Regions from separate parts of the Homo sapiens genome. Here regions 1, 2 and 4 are each linked to region 3. Evidence: chromatin contacts called from ENCODE Hi-C or POLR2A ChIA-PET data. All regions are on one chromosome and are shown on one strand. The core of a region is the stretch at or near the end of the contact, and the rest is flanking DNA. Distances in the headings are between cores, read along the strand shown.

The links. Hi-C counts contacts between places; a loop is a spot of excess contacts on that map. ChIA-PET counts read pairs that join two places held with the same protein, here RNA polymerase II (POLR2A). Pooled maps may share reads with other maps.
Region 1: a loop to region 3 is called in a map with no recorded cell type, with 5 times the contacts of the local background. The contact joins the promoter of TEDC1 here to the enhancer-like site in region 3. A Hi-C loop is called at or near these places in 5 of 168 maps with a recorded cell type or tissue (body of pancreas, head of caudate nucleus, ovary and 2 more), 1 of 37 single-sample maps with no recorded cell type and 10 of 50 pooled maps. POLR2A ChIA-PET finds 5 or more read pairs at or near these places in 4 of 52 experiments (AG04449, CD4-positive, alpha-beta memory T cell, CD8-positive, alpha-beta memory T cell and 1 more).
Region 2: a loop to region 3 is called in a pooled map, with 2.9 times the contacts of the local background. The contact joins two enhancer-like sites. A Hi-C loop is called at or near these places in 2 of 168 maps with a recorded cell type or tissue (K562 and breast epithelium) and 4 of 50 pooled maps. POLR2A ChIA-PET finds 5 or more read pairs at or near these places in 1 of 52 experiments (GM10248).
Region 4: a pooled map shows a loop between it and region 3 (5-fold over the local background). The contact joins the promoter of TMEM121 here to the enhancer-like site in region 3. A Hi-C loop is called at or near these places in 6 of 168 maps with a recorded cell type or tissue (dorsolateral prefrontal cortex, esophagus squamous epithelium, heart right ventricle and 3 more) and 7 of 50 pooled maps.

The regions. Positions count from the first base shown.
Region 1 is chr14:105,489,222-105,492,779 of GRCh38, forward strand. TEDC1 (tubulin epsilon and delta complex 1) reads left to right here and starts at 2,025. Exons shown (of 9, transcript NM_001367178.1): 1 at 2,025-2,301; 2 at 2,401-2,479; 3 at 2,886-3,088; 4 at 3,358-3,513. The coding sequence starts at 2,155. RefSeq lists silencers at 641-770, 901-950, 961-1,590, 1,981-2,350 and enhancers at 1,361-2,104, 1,681-1,930, 2,105-2,848.
Region 2 is chr14:105,221,751-105,224,964 of GRCh38, forward strand. It overlaps BRF1 (BRF1 general transcription factor IIIB subunit), which reads right to left. Exons shown (of 18, transcript NM_001519.4): 11 at 1-164. Among named protein-coding and RNA genes, the nearest start is that of BTBD6, 25 kb to the right of the region's middle. Within about 2 kb of position 1,666, at least 2 of the 41 ENCODE cell types and tissues checked have a DNase peak (open chromatin) inside an H3K27ac peak, as active enhancers do.
Region 3 is chr14:105,351,094-105,354,586 of GRCh38, forward strand. It overlaps PACS2 (phosphofurin acidic cluster sorting protein 2), which reads left to right. Exons shown (of 25, transcript NM_001100913.3): 3 at 1,285-1,374. Among named protein-coding and RNA genes, the nearest start is that of PACS2, 38 kb to the left of the region's middle. RefSeq lists an enhancer at 1,630-2,159. Within about 2 kb of position 1,543, at least 3 of the 41 ENCODE cell types and tissues checked have a DNase peak (open chromatin) inside an H3K27ac peak, as active enhancers do; they include body of pancreas, where a contact is called at or near this core.
Region 4 is chr14:105,525,205-105,528,562 of GRCh38, forward strand. TMEM121 (transmembrane protein 121) reads left to right here and starts at 1,379. Exons shown (of 2, transcript NM_025268.4): 1 at 1,379-1,449. RefSeq lists a silencer at 3,037-3,246.

The DNA of each region.
Region 1 (3,558 bases), core at 775-3,274, 140 kb after region 3:
CACCCCCCAACCCTGTCCTCATTCCCCACCCCTCCAGGCCAGGCCCAGCTTCTGCAAGGGCCTGATGAGGCTGCTCTGCCCCTGACCCAGGCACCACTGCCCCATGTGCGTCCTCATCTGCCATCTACCCTGTGCCCAGGGACTTACCCAGTGGCCCGGCGTCCAGTGGGGAACTTGAGTACCGGCCGTGCACAGGGGCTGGGGGGCCTTCTGGAAACTCCCTTGTCAACTCAGCCAGCCGCTGCTGACTGGCCACCTTCAGAGACCCTCTTCCCCACACTGGCTACTTAGATACCGGCCTTGGCAGAAGGCCACCCCTCCGGACACCCACTGGTTTAAAAGAGCCCAGGGGTCTGGCCCTGCCTTAGGGCTGTGGTGGGTGTGCTGCAGGCTCAGCTCGACAGGTGCTGTGGGGGCAGTCTAGGGTGGCCCGCAGGGTGGGGTGTGTGGGGGTGATTGGGGGATTCCTGGAATTCCAAGAGCTGGGAGCCACAGCACTTTTGATGGGATGGGGGCAGGGGGTGCTGAGGTGAGGCTGGTTTCTGGCTGGACGGTGGTGGGTGGAGCTGAGGGAACTGAGATCTTTGAGACAGCGACACCTGGTGCAGAGAAAAATCCGCAAGCTCGGGGGTTGGGAGAGCGCTGAACAAGGCCGCAGAGCTGCTCCGCCATCTCCCCCACGCCTCCTGCCAAGTTCTGTGGCGCCGCGGTTCCCCACCTCCTGCTCCCATCCCCCTGGCTCCCGCCGCCCTGTAGCTCGGCAGGTGCAGTAGGCGCTCCGAGGAGGAGGCCCCTTAGCTTCAAGAAACCCGCGTGGGCGGGGTGAGGAGCGCAGTCCTCCTACTGGCGCCGTGAAGGAGATCGCGATGCGCCGGAGGGAAGGAGGCTGCGGGCGGGGAAGGACGGAGGGCGTGCGGGGAGGGAGAGGAGGGGCTTGCTGGGGGGGGGGCCCCGAGGCGGGGCCGGGAGGGCCGCCTGGAAGAGGAGGTCGGGGGCGAAGGAGGCCGAGAAGAAAGGTGGGGCCGGGACCCCTCGGGCTGCGCCTCTCGTGGGCGTGTCCAGCCAGGGCTGGGGGTCCAGGGAGGACTGAGTTTCCCTCTCCCGCCGTCCTCGCAGCCCCGGGAGGTGCAGGGGCATCGCGGGAACAGCCCCGGTGACACGCTGCCCGGGGTCTTCACGAATGCCCGGAGGCGCCGCTGGCCAGAAGCCAGCCCGACCTTCCATCCCCGCAGACAGCCCCACGTTCCTCCCGGCCCGCGTCTTTCGGGGCCGCCCGTGCAGGCGGGCCCGGCTCAGCGGCGCCCGGGCAGCAGCTGCTTCCATGCGCCGGCTTCCTCCGGGGCTGCTCCGTGGCGGCGGCAGAGGGAAGCGCTGCCGCGGGCGGGCGAGGATCGGGAGCGCCTGAGGAGGCTGCCGCGGGCTCCGGCTGCGCGTTCGGGGCGGGGGAGCTGCCCGGGACTTCGCGCCAGGGGCCAGGGGCCGGCCGCGCTGGGGTCTGCGCTGTGCGGCGCGGCGGGCTCTGGGCGCCTCCTGGCGGCCCAGCCTGGAAGGCGGCGCGATGGGGCGAGGCTCGTCCGCTCCGACTGCGTAAGCGGCCCCACAGGGCGCCTTCCGGAGTCTGCGCGCTCCCGCCCGGCGGTTGCTAGGTTGCCAAGGGGCGTGAGGCGCTGATGGGTGGGGTCTGAGCGAGGCGGGGTGTCGGGTGTCGTGACGATTGAGCCTGCAAGGGCGGACTCTGCGGTGTTCTCCATATCAACAGCCCTGCCAGGAGCCCGGAAGTGGGTCCGCACGAGACAGAATAGACTACACTCAAACTCCAGGGGAACCGTTCATTGGGCTTGGACACGAAGGCGGGACCCTGCCGACGCAGTGATTGGATGCATGTCCGGCCAGCGCGGTGATTGGGTACAGGTCTCGGGAGCGCGGTGATTGGGTACAGGTCTCGGCCAGCGCGGTGATTGGGCGCAGGTCCCAGCCGGCGCGGTGATTGGGCGCTGGACCCGGCCCGTGCCATGATTGGGCTCAGGTTCCAGCCGGAGCGGTAACTGGGCGCAGGTCCCAGCCGCCGCACTAAACCCGGCCCGTGCGGTGATTGGACGCAGGCCCCGGGCCGCGGCGGAGGCGGGCGATCCGAAAGAGGCTGGTGCTGGCTGCATGGGGAGGCGGCGGCAGCGGGTGGACCCCGCGGCTGGGGCCCGGGCCGGGGCCCTGCCTGAGGCCATCGCCGCGTTGAGTCGGTCGCTGCCCTCGGGACCCAGCCCCGAGATCTTCCGCCGCGCCAAGTTCGACCGTCCGGAGGCGGTGACGCTCTCGCGGAGGGCAGGCGGGCCGGGTGGGGTCCCGGGCCCTCGCAGGGAGTTGGGCCGGCTCCGCTGACCGCCCGCTTTTTATTTTCCGCAGACCTCCGCGCTCTGGCAGCTCCTCTTCCGTGTGCTCTCGCCACTCCCTGCGGGCAACGCCTTGGCATCGCTCGCCCTGGGTAAGCCCCGCTCCTGGCCCCGCCCACCCGGTAGCACTGGCCCCGCCTACTCCTGTAAAGCCCCGCCTTCCCCAGTAAGCCCCGCCCCGGCAGGCTCTAGCCCCCACCCAACACTGACCCCGCTTGCTCCTCAAAACTCCGCCTTCCCCGGTAAGCCACGCCCCCTGATGGGCCCTAGCTCCACCCCCTTGGGTAGCACTGGCTTCTGCTCCTACAAAGCCCTGGGGACGTCCCTGTTGGCCCCTGGTCTCCTCATCCTGGTCTGAGTTCTAGCTCTCCCACTATCATCTCTTCTGAACTAGGCCTTGAGCTTCTGCTCAAGTGACCTGTGGGGGTCTCTGGAGGGATCCAGGTGGTGTCACCTCCAGGTGGGTGGTCCCCCTAAGGTGGTGGTCTTCTGTCCTAGAGGTCCAAGCCCGCTTGGTGAAGTCAGCACTATGCTCCCAGGGCTACCCGAGGCTGGCACTGGCACAACTACCTGAGGATGGCTCGCAGGGCAGTCGGGAGCTGCTGCTGGCTCTGTCCTGGCTCTTGGCCCGAGGACCTGTGCCCGAGCAGATGCTGGCCCAGGCCCGAGTGCCTCTGGGTGACGAGATGACTGTGTGCCAGGTGCGTGTGGGTGAGGGTGAGCTGAGCCAGCCCTGGTCTCAACTCCTGGGGCCAGAGCAAGGGCAGGCCTGGGTCAGCCCCCTCTGTCTGCTTTGCTCCTCAGGGCAGTCCCATGAAGGGTTACCCAGCTGCCCAGCTGAAAGCACGGAGGCTCCCTGTGCAGGGAGCACCCGTTGTTTTTGGCTGTGCCTCCACTACCGTCTCCATCCTGGCCTTTTCTGGGGGGCAGGGTGGGGTGGGAGCAGGGCCTGACCCTTGCCCCTCTCCAGTGTGAGGCCCTGGCCAGCCCTGGCCCACCTGCACCCCACATGGAAGCAGAGGGTCCTGTGGATGTCCGCCATGTGCAGTGGCTGATGGGAAAGCTGCGGTTCCGGTGGCGCCAGCTGGTGTCCAGTCAGCAGGAGCAGTGCGCCCTCCTGAGCAAGGTAGAGCTGGCACAGGGCTTCCACTCAGGGGCTGTGTCCCGTGCT
Region 2 (3,214 bases), core at 416-2,915, 130 kb before region 3:
TCTGCCGCCCCACTCGGGGCTTCCTGCTGCTTCCGAGCTGCCGGGGGCACCACCAAGGAGCTCCCGGTATAAGTCTTTGTTCAGGTGGCTGGCCGCGGCTTCCAGCTCCTCGTCCTCTGTGTCCTCCTCGCCACACAAGCTGGACGCGGTGTCCTCGGTGGAGCCTAGGTGTACACAATCCACCTGTTAACCAGGCAGAGGGCCAGGGTGCCCGCTTTTGTGACAAAAAACAATGCTACCAAGCTGCCAGGTAACCCATAGAACGGCTGTCAGTGCACGGTGCCTGGCGGTCAGGTGCCAAAGAACGAGCCTCAGCCCACACCTCGCACTGCACGCGGAAGTTAGCTCAAAGCAGATCACAGACCTAGGGGGAGAGTTAAAGTACAGACATTTCAGACAAAAACGTAAAAGAAAAACTTTGTGACCTTGGATAAGGCAAACATTTCTAATGGTTCTAAAAGCAGAATCCATAAAACACTGATAAAACGGATTTCCAAAAAATTAAGAACTGCCCTTTGAAAGACATCGTTAAGACAATGAAGACAGCCCACAGGCTTATCTGCAAATCTCGTAACTGATAAAGGACTTAAATCTAGAACAGATGAAGAATTCCCAAAACTTCACAAGAAAACACAACCCAATTAAAAAATGGAAAAAGATCTGAACACTCCGGCGAAGACGACATATTGGTGTAAATGAACATATACAAAGACCTCCAGTCCTGAAGGAAATGCAAATGAAACCACCCCAAGCTCCTCCTTCACAACCATCAGAATGTCTAGCCCTGAAAAGAAAACCAGGCCGCACTTCCCAGACAGGGGGAACACGCTCCCTTGCACTTCCACGCATGGTGCTAACCCTTTGGAGACAACCTGATCAGTTCTTTTTTTTTTTTTGAGACGGAGTCTCGCTCTGTCGCCCAGGCTGGAGTGCAGTGACGCGATCTCGGCTCACTGCAAGCTCCGCCTCCCGGGTTCACGCCATTCTCCTGCCTCAGCCTCCTGAGTAGCTGGGACTACAGGCGCCCGCCACCACACCCGGCTAATTTTTTGTATTTTTAGAAGAGACGGGGTTTCACTGTGTTAGCCAGGATGGTCTTGATCTCCTGACCTTGTGATCTGCCCACCTCAGCCTCCCAAAGTGCTGGGATTACAGGCGTGAGGCTCTGCGCCTGGCTGACAACCTGATCATTTCTTAAAGACAGGCAGTTCGTGGCCGCCCACTTGGGCTCAGGAGTTCCAGACCAGCCTGGGCAACACAGCAAGATCCTGTCTCTATGAAGAAATGTAAAAATTATCTGGGTGTGGTGGTGCCCGCCTGCAGTCCCAGCTACTTGGGAGGCTGAGATGGGAGGGTTGCTTGAGCCCAGGAGGTTGACACTGCAGTGAGCTATGATGGAACTATTGCACTCCACTCTGGGTGACAGAGTAAGACCGTCTCAAAAACAACAAAAAAAGACATACACACTTGCCTTTCACATAACCCAGCAATTTCACTCCTCAGCAATTGACCCAAAAGGAAATCAACGTCCACACAAGGACTTGTACACGAGTGTTCACGAGCGCATCTGAAACAGCCTCAAACGTGCAATGTCCTCTAACAGATGAATGGCTACACACCCTCAGCGTGCTGAAGGACTACCGACTGCCACACAATACAAACGAACAAACCATTGATGCGTGACTCAACACACACCCTCAGCGTGCTGAAGGACTACCGACTGCCACGCCACAACACAAATGAGCAAACCATTGATGCGTGACTCAACATAATTACACTGTGAAAAAAGCCGAAGGGAAAAACATATACTATGTGATCCTACTCCTACGGAATTCTACAGAATACAACTAATTTATCGTGAAAAAAGTAGCTCACTGGTGGCCTGGGGCAGGAGGGGGGGTGGTGACCAAGGGCCTGTGGACCCCGTGGGAGCCACAGATCTGTGGGTCTTCTTGGTTGTCACTATGGCTTCACAGGTGTGTGCAGACATCAAAGTTCAGAAATCAAAGGGCACATTTTAAATATGAGCAGTTTTCATACGGCAATCACACCTCAATAAGGCTGTTAAAAATCACCCAATGGTAAATTTAAAAGACTGAGAAAAGAACTTTCACGGGAGGAATGTGACTCCTCCTCCTTGAGCTACGTGTTCATTTCTTGAAACCACTTGCTGTTGCCACAAGTAGCTCTAAACTAACCCAATAATGCCGCACCCAATAGTTTAACGATGTACAGCCAATCACGAATGAACGTTACTATTGTAAGCCAATGAGAATTCCCAACAGACAACTTTGTATCTATCCAATCACTGTCCCTTTTTGCCTTTAAAAATCCATCTGTAGCTGAGGCTGGCTCACTCCTGTAATCCCGCACTTTGGCGGGCCAAGGTGGACAGATCACTTGAGGTCAGGAGTTCGAGATCAGCCTGGCCAACGTGGCGAAACCCCGTTTCTACAAAAAATACAAAAATTAGCTGGGCGTGGTGGCGCATGCCTGTAGTCCCAACTACTCAGGAGGGTGAGGCAGGAGAATTGCTTCAAACTACAGGGTAGAGGTTGTGGTGAGCTGAGATTATGCAACTGCACTCCAGCCTGGGTGACAGAGTGAGCCTGTCTCCAAAAAAAGAAAAAGTCCATGTGTAACTGCTGCTCACCAGAGTGTATATTCAAGGCAATGGGATATGTCCACCCTGGCTGCAATCCTCAAGCTTGACCCAAATAAATTATGTAGATTACTTTTGCCTCTGCTTCTTCCTTTAAGGTTGGCAAAACTCATCTTAAAACATCCCACTCTGGATTTTGTGTGTGTGTATACTGGGGACAGGGTCTGGCTCTGCTGCCCAGGCTGGAATACAGTGGTGCAATCATAGCTCACTGCACATCGAACTCCTGGGTTCAAGTGATCCTCCGGCCTCAGCCTCCCGAGGAGCTGGGACTACAGGTGCACACTCCCATGCCCAGCTAATTTTTTTATTTTTTGTAGAGATGGGGTCTCACTATGCTGACCAGGCTGGTCTTGAACTCTGCTCAAGCAGTCCTCCTGTATTTGCCTCCCAAAGTGCTGCGATTACAGGCATGAACCACCATGCTTGACCCACTCCCTAGTCTTAGACTGCTTTCTTCTGAATGTGTTCCAATACAAGATTCCTGGCTAGCACTGAGTCCCGGAGGGGTCCCCATGGTGAGGAATGGCTCCTTGGGGGAAAGCACCTGAT
Region 3 (3,493 bases), core at 293-2,792:
CGCCCTCCAGCCACCTGGCACCTCTCATCCACTGTGTCCCGCGCGCCGGCCTCCGGGAACCTTGTGCCTGGGACCCCGCAGCGGCTGCTTGTTTCTCGGGGCACGAGGTCCCCAAGCTCATCCTTGTTGGGATGGTCCCATTTAAAACAGCACTGCGATAAGCACGTTCAATCCATTAGGAATCTATTTTGATATAAAGTTTGCGGTTGGGGTCCTGTTGTCTTTCACGCAAATGACTCGTTATCCATTTAGCAGGTGCGTGTGATGTCTCCTGCTGGCCTGAAGCTCACTGGGTATGAACTGTGTTTTCAGGTGCTCATGCATTTCCTGCACCTACATCTAGGCTTCTACTACCCTCATTTTTGTGACAGCATCTCCGTATTTTAAGTATTGTATCTCTGTATGTTTTACTTTCTGAGAGGACCAGTCAGGCCTGATCATTCTTCTTTTTAGAAAATGCTTTAGGCCAGGTGCAGTGGCTCATGCCTAATCCCAGCACTGTGGGAGGCCGAGGAGGGTGGATTGCTTGAACTCAGGAGTTGGAGACCAGTCTGGGCAACATGACTAATCCTTGTCTCTTAACAAAATACAAAAATTATTGTATATTTTTTTGTGGTGGTACATGCCTGTAGTCCCAGGTGCTAGGGAGGCTGAGGCTGGAGGATTGCCTGAGCCTAGGAGGTCAAGGCTGTAGTGAGTTGAGATCGAGCCACTGCCCCACAGCCTGGGTGACAGAGACCCTGTCTCAAAAAATAAAAACAAAAAATAAAAAAATGCTTTAAGCCAAGCATGGAGGCACATGCCTGTAAGGCTGAGCTACTTAGGAGGCTGAGGCAGGAGGATTGCTTGAGCCCGGGAGCTCAAGTCCAGCCTGAGCAACACAGCGAGACCTGTCTCTCAAAACCAAAACCAGAAGAGGCTTGGTGCCTCCAGATTTGTTCTGCCAGACAGACTTGGGCAGCGCAGTCAGGTGCTGCTGCACCTGGCCGTGGAATCTGTTTTGTGATCGCGTTAACTTCAGCAGGAGCCGCTCCTGGTTTCTCTCTCATGTCTTAGGGCAGATTCCTGGAGGTGGAACCTGTGGGCCGAAGGGTCTCCATGTTTTTAAGGTTCTTGGGAAAGATGCCAGGGCACCTCTGAGAATTACCCCAGCCTGTGCCTACCACCCCCAGACTGCAGGGCTGCAATCCTGCCAGTTTTAGAGTGCAGGAGTCACGGTGTCTTTGCCTGGTTTCCTGCTGATATGCAGTCCTTTGAGCTAGAACAGGTCTTGCTTAATCACAGGGCTCCAAACGAATCCTGCGGTCCCATGAGATTGTGCTGCCCCCCAGTGGACAAGTGGAGACAGACCTGGCCCTGACCTTCTCCTTGCAGGTGAGTCTTTCACCAGTGGTGACGACACCCTCATCACTGTCCCCTGGGGAGACGGGCCCCCCTCATCACTGTCCCCTGGGGAGACGGGCCCCCCTCATCACTGTCCCCTGGGGTGATGGGCCCCCCTCATCAGTGTCCCCTGGGGAGACGGGCACGCCTCATCACCGTCCCCTGGGGAGACGGGCACCCCTCATCACCGTCCCCTGGGGCGACGGGCCCCGTCATCCCTGTCCCCTGGGGTGACGGGCCCCCCCATCACTATCCCCTGGGGTGACGGGCACCCCCATCACTGTACCCTGGGGAGACAGGCCCTCCCCATCACTGTTCCCTGGGGAGACGGGCCCCCCCATCACTGTCCCCTGGGGAGACGGGCCCCCCCATCAGTGTCCCCTGGGGAGACGGGCACGCCTCATCACTGTCCCCTGGGGTGACGGGCCCCCTCATCACTGTCCCCTGGGGAGATGGGCCCCCCTCATCAGTGTCCCCTGGGGAGACGGGCACCCCTCATCACTGTCCCCTGGGGTGACGGGCCCCCTCATCACTGTCCCCTGGGGAGACGGGCACCCCCATCACTGTCCCCTGGGGAGACGGGCACCCCCATCACTGTCCCCTGGGGTGACAGGCCCCCCCCATCACTGTCCCCTGGGGTGACGGGCACCCCCTCATCACTGTCCCCTGGGGAGACGGGCACCCCCATCACTGTCCCCTGGGGTGACGGGCCCCCCCAATCACTGTCCCCTGGGGTGATGGGCACCCCCTCATCACTGTCCCCTGGGGAGACGGGCACCCCCATCGCTGTCCCCTGGGGTGACGGGCCCCCCCATCACTGTCCCCTGGGGTGATGGGCCCCCTCGTCACTGTCCCCTGGGGAGACGGGCGCCCTCATCACTGTCCCCTGGGGTGATGGCCCCCCCTCATCACTGTCCCCTGGGGTGACGGCCCCCCCTCATCACTGTCCCCTGGGGTGATGGGCCCCCTCATCACTGTCCCCTGGGGTGAGAGCATTTGTCTCATCATTGCCATCAGTGTCCTGCGTTACTGCAGATCTTCTGTTGATTATGGTTTATTCTTAAATGATTAGAAGATTTGTATTTGTTTATTAGGTTGAGTTTTTCTTTGTTTTTTCTTTGTTTTTTGTTTGTTTGTTTGTTTTTGAGATGGAGTCTCTCCTTGTCACCCAGGCTGGTGCAGTCTTGGCTCACTGCAACCTCCACCTCCCGAGTTCAAGCGATTCTCCTGCTTCAGCCTCCCGAGCAGCTGGGATTACAGGCATGTGCCACCACGCCCGGCTATTTTTCGTATCTTTAGTTGAGACGGGGTTTCACCATGTCGGCCAGGCTGGTCTCGAACTCCTGACTGCATGATCTGCCTGCCTCGGCCTCTCAAAGTGCTGGGATTACAGGCGTGGGACACCATGCCCAGCCTAGTTTTTCATTCCTTATCTATGATAAAGAGAATATAAGGCCGGGTGTGGTGGCTCATGCCTGTAATCCCAGCACTTCGGGAGGCCGAGGTAGGTGGCAGGAGAATCGCTTGAACCCGGGAGGTGGAGGTTGGTTGCAGTGAGCTGAGATCATGCCATAGCACTCCAGCCTGGGGGACAGAGTGAGACTCCATCTCAAAAAAAAGAGAGAATATAATAACGAGGGCAAAAAAACACTTACTGAGTCAAGGCTATTTTGCTCTTCTATTTAAAAAGATAGGGGAAACTCAGAGTTCACAAGCAATCCCAGCTCTTCGGGAGGCTGAGGCAGGAGGATTGCTTGAACCCAGGAGGTGGAGGTGACAGTGAGCCCGGCTAATTTTTGTATTTTTGTAGAGATGGGGTTTTGCCATGTTGGCTAGGGTGGTCTCGAACTCCCTACCTCAGGTGATCCGCCCAGCTTGGCCTCCCAAAGTGCCGGGATTACAGGTGTGAGCCACCGCGCCTGGCCCAATGCTCCATGGTTCAGTGGGTTTTGATAGGCATGCTCAGGCATGTCAGCACCACCGCAGTTAGGGTGGTGAACAGCCCCATTTTCCCCTAAGTATTTAAACTGATTTTTATTTGTGAACTCTGAGTGTCTAAGAGATACCTGTGAACATCAGCTTGCTGGAGCCCTGCTGGACAGGGAGCCTG
Region 4 (3,358 bases), core at 129-2,628, 170 kb after region 3:
TCCCGGACTCAAGCAATTCTCCTGCTTCAGCCTCCCGAGTAGCTGGGATTACAGGTGTGTGCCACCACGCCCGGCTAATTTTTATATTTTTAGTAGAGATGGGGGTTTCACCATGTTGGCCAGGCTGGTCTCGAACTCCCGACCTCAGGTAATCCGCCCACATCGGCCTCCCAAAGTGCTGGAATTACAGGTGTGAGCCACCACGCCCAGCCCATGGATTGCTTTCTACTGCTTCTCCCTGCCCACCATCTCTCCAGCGACAGGGGACCACATCTCCTGGGGCTGGAAAGGAAGGCTCTTCTGCCTCAGCGTTTTAGGTGCTTGTAAACCCTATGCCTTGGTCATGGCTTTGGTGGGATACCTAGGGGCTGGGGCATCAGAGAATGGAGAAGAGTAAAAAAACAACCACTACCAAAAAACCCCATCCTCCCAAACCCTAACATCCCCCCGGGCATTCTCCTGCACCCTGGGAGCATTAGGCGACCTTTTTCTTTCCTCCCCTTGTGCCAGGACTAGAGAACTTCTGGAGCTCTCTGTCCTCTTCTGGCTTTCAGGCCGTGTTGAGTCCAGGCCCGGGGATACGGGAAGAGAATCTGGAAGTTCACTACCAGTTGGGTGGTGCCTCAAATTCTGGTCTTTCCACCAAATCTGGTGTCCCTTTACCTCTCTGACCCTCAGTCTCCTCCTATGTCAGAGGGAAGTCACAGCAGTTCTGGGAAGGAGGGCAGGCAGGCAGAAGGTGCCCTCGGGTTCTTCTCTGGCTCACACGGGATGGACAGGATGTGGGGGGAGGGGCTTAGTGCCACCTCAGTGACAAAATGAAGCCCAAGTCCCCAAACCCTAGCTTGCCTCCTGGACGGGCTGGAGAAGAAGGTGGGGGCCGCTCATCATTCCTTTCCTCTGCCCTGAGAAGAAACCTGGGAAGGCTGGGTTTCTCCCCAAAGAGGACAGAGGGTGGCGCGGAGGGCCCCGGCGGCCAGGCCAGCCCCGCGCCTACATCCCTGTCAGCTCCTGGGCCGGTGGGCGCCTGTCCGGCTGAGTGGGGTCGCTCTAGGGGGCGGCAGCGGAGTTTCAGGGCGCGGGGGGCACTGGGCGGGACCCTGGGATTCTGGGCGGTGGGTGAGGAGGGTGGAGACGGGACTCCGCGCCTGGGGGTGCGCGAGGGCGCCCCGCTCCCCAGAGCCACCAGTCCTGCGCGCCGCCGCGCGGTGCTGTCGCCGTGGCAACCGGCGCTGCGGAGGGGGCGGGGCACCGGCACCCCCGCGCTCCCAGGTCCCCAGGTCCGGCGGGGCTCGCGGGCCGAGGGGCGCGGGGCGGGGCCTCTGGGTCGGGGGCGGTGCCGCGCGGGCGGGGGAGGGGCGCGGCGGGAGGAGCCGGCGCGGCCCCGGCAGTGGCGGCAGAGGCTGGGCGGGCGGGCCCGGGAGCGGCGCAGCATCTGCGGGCGGCGGGGTAGGCGCGGGCGCGGGCGGGACTGGCTGGGTGCGCGGCTGCGTCCGCGGAGGGGGCGGCGGGCCTGGGCGACCCTGCACCTCTGGGCCGTGGGGACTGTGGGGTGGGGCGGGGGCCGATGCGGCAGGGGTGAGGCCTGGGGCCGGCGGGGTGACGGGGACCCGGCCCTGCGTGGGGAAGCCTCGGGGGGACAAGCAGAGACGCAGCCTGCTGGGAGCGGCCCAAGCTCTGCACCGGCCCGCGGCGGGAGCACAGCAGCCCCCTCCCGCCCCTCCTCCCGGGGGCTCCGAGGGGTGGTTATGGGGCGAGGGTCCTTGCGGGGCCCGGGCAGTGAAGGGCCTGGAGGCCCCAGAGTCTGTGCCAGGTCTGAGCCGCGGGGCGTGGGGGGAGGAGGGGCCTCGGCCGGGGCCCAGGAGACCCAGGACAGGTGGGCCTGGGGCCAGGTCCCTACGGAGAGGTGGCCGGGCCGGGCTCTGGCTTGCCGGGGTAGGGGCTCCGCTAGGGGCTGGAGTCCGTCCCTTCGCCAGCGCAGAGCCCCTCGGCCCGCATCTGCCAAGTGACTGAGGATCGAGCGACAGCGTAGTGGGGCGGAGGGGCTGGAGGCACGGCCGGAAAGGGTGAGCGGCGCCGTGGCTCCCCCGCTATTTATTTGGCCCCGCCACGCGCGGAGAGGGAGGAAATTCTCAGGCTGCGGCTGCAGCTAGGGGAGGCCCAGGTGGGCCTGGAATGGGCCCAGAGAGGGCTTCCTGGGTCAGACGTGTAGATCCAGTGGACGTGAAAACCGGGTGAGTGTCCCGGTGGGACCCAGAGCGCGGGGAGGCTTGGAGGCAGGGGCATGGGCTGAGGACCCTCAAGGCACCCTCCTCGCGACCTGTCAGAGCTCCGAGGGGTGGGGGTGTCCTGTGTGTGGCTGTGGGGATCCTGGGCGGCGGGTGCTGGGTGGGGGCAGGGGTGGGAGTGCAGAGTTCAACGCTTTCCCGGATCGGTGGGGCCTGCGGTGTCACCAGGGCAGTCCGAGCGCCCGACTGTCACGGGGACATTAAATTTTATGCCTTTGTCTAGACACGGCAGTAAACGGAGCCCCAGGCCTGGGGCTGTGGAGGGGGTGAGGGGCTGGCTGGGAGTAAGCCTGTCAGTGACTTTGGGGTGGGTGCGGGTGTGCGGGCCTCCATTGTCACCCAGGTGTGCACAGGCCCAGGTGCGGGGACTCCGACAGCACGGCCATGAGGACCAGTGCCAGGTGTGTGACAGAGGTGCAGGGGCCTGTGGAAGCCCGACGGGCCTTGGTGGACGGGCTTCCCGAGATTCGAGGGCAGCCACAGGCATCGCCCTGGCGCAGAGGAGCAAAGCAGGGTGGCTCTGCCGGGGCAGAGGGTGGGGGACAACACCTCGCCAAGGCAATGCGGAGCCATGGGGAGCAGGGCAGGCAGTGGCCACGCGCCCAGGATGGTGGACAGGAGGGGAGACCGAGCCTGCCCGTGCAGGGAGGAGGGGCGTGGGGGCTGCCGGGCAGGGGCGGGGAGGCTCGGAGAGGCTTGTGGGACGGATGCATCGGGACCTGGGTGGCTCTCGGTCCGGGATCAGAAAGCCTGGGAGGGCCGAGGCCTCCTTGGGTACTCCAAGAGCGGAGGGGCAGGCCCGCCTCCCTGCCCAGTGCGGCGGCGGGGAGAGGGTATTCCCGGAACTCCGCGGAAACGGCCTGAGGCCAGCAGCGCGGGCGTGGGGTCCGGGCCGCCGGAGCCAGGAGGGAGGGCGGCGCGGGCCCAGCAGTGACAAACCCCCCCGGGCTCCGGGAACGAGCTCGGCGGGCAGAAAACGCGTCCGTTCCGTTTCCTTCCTGGCGGCGGGAACGAGGCCCGGGTGCTCTGGCGAGGCAGCAGCGCCCTCTGGAGGCCTCGCTGTGGTTCGC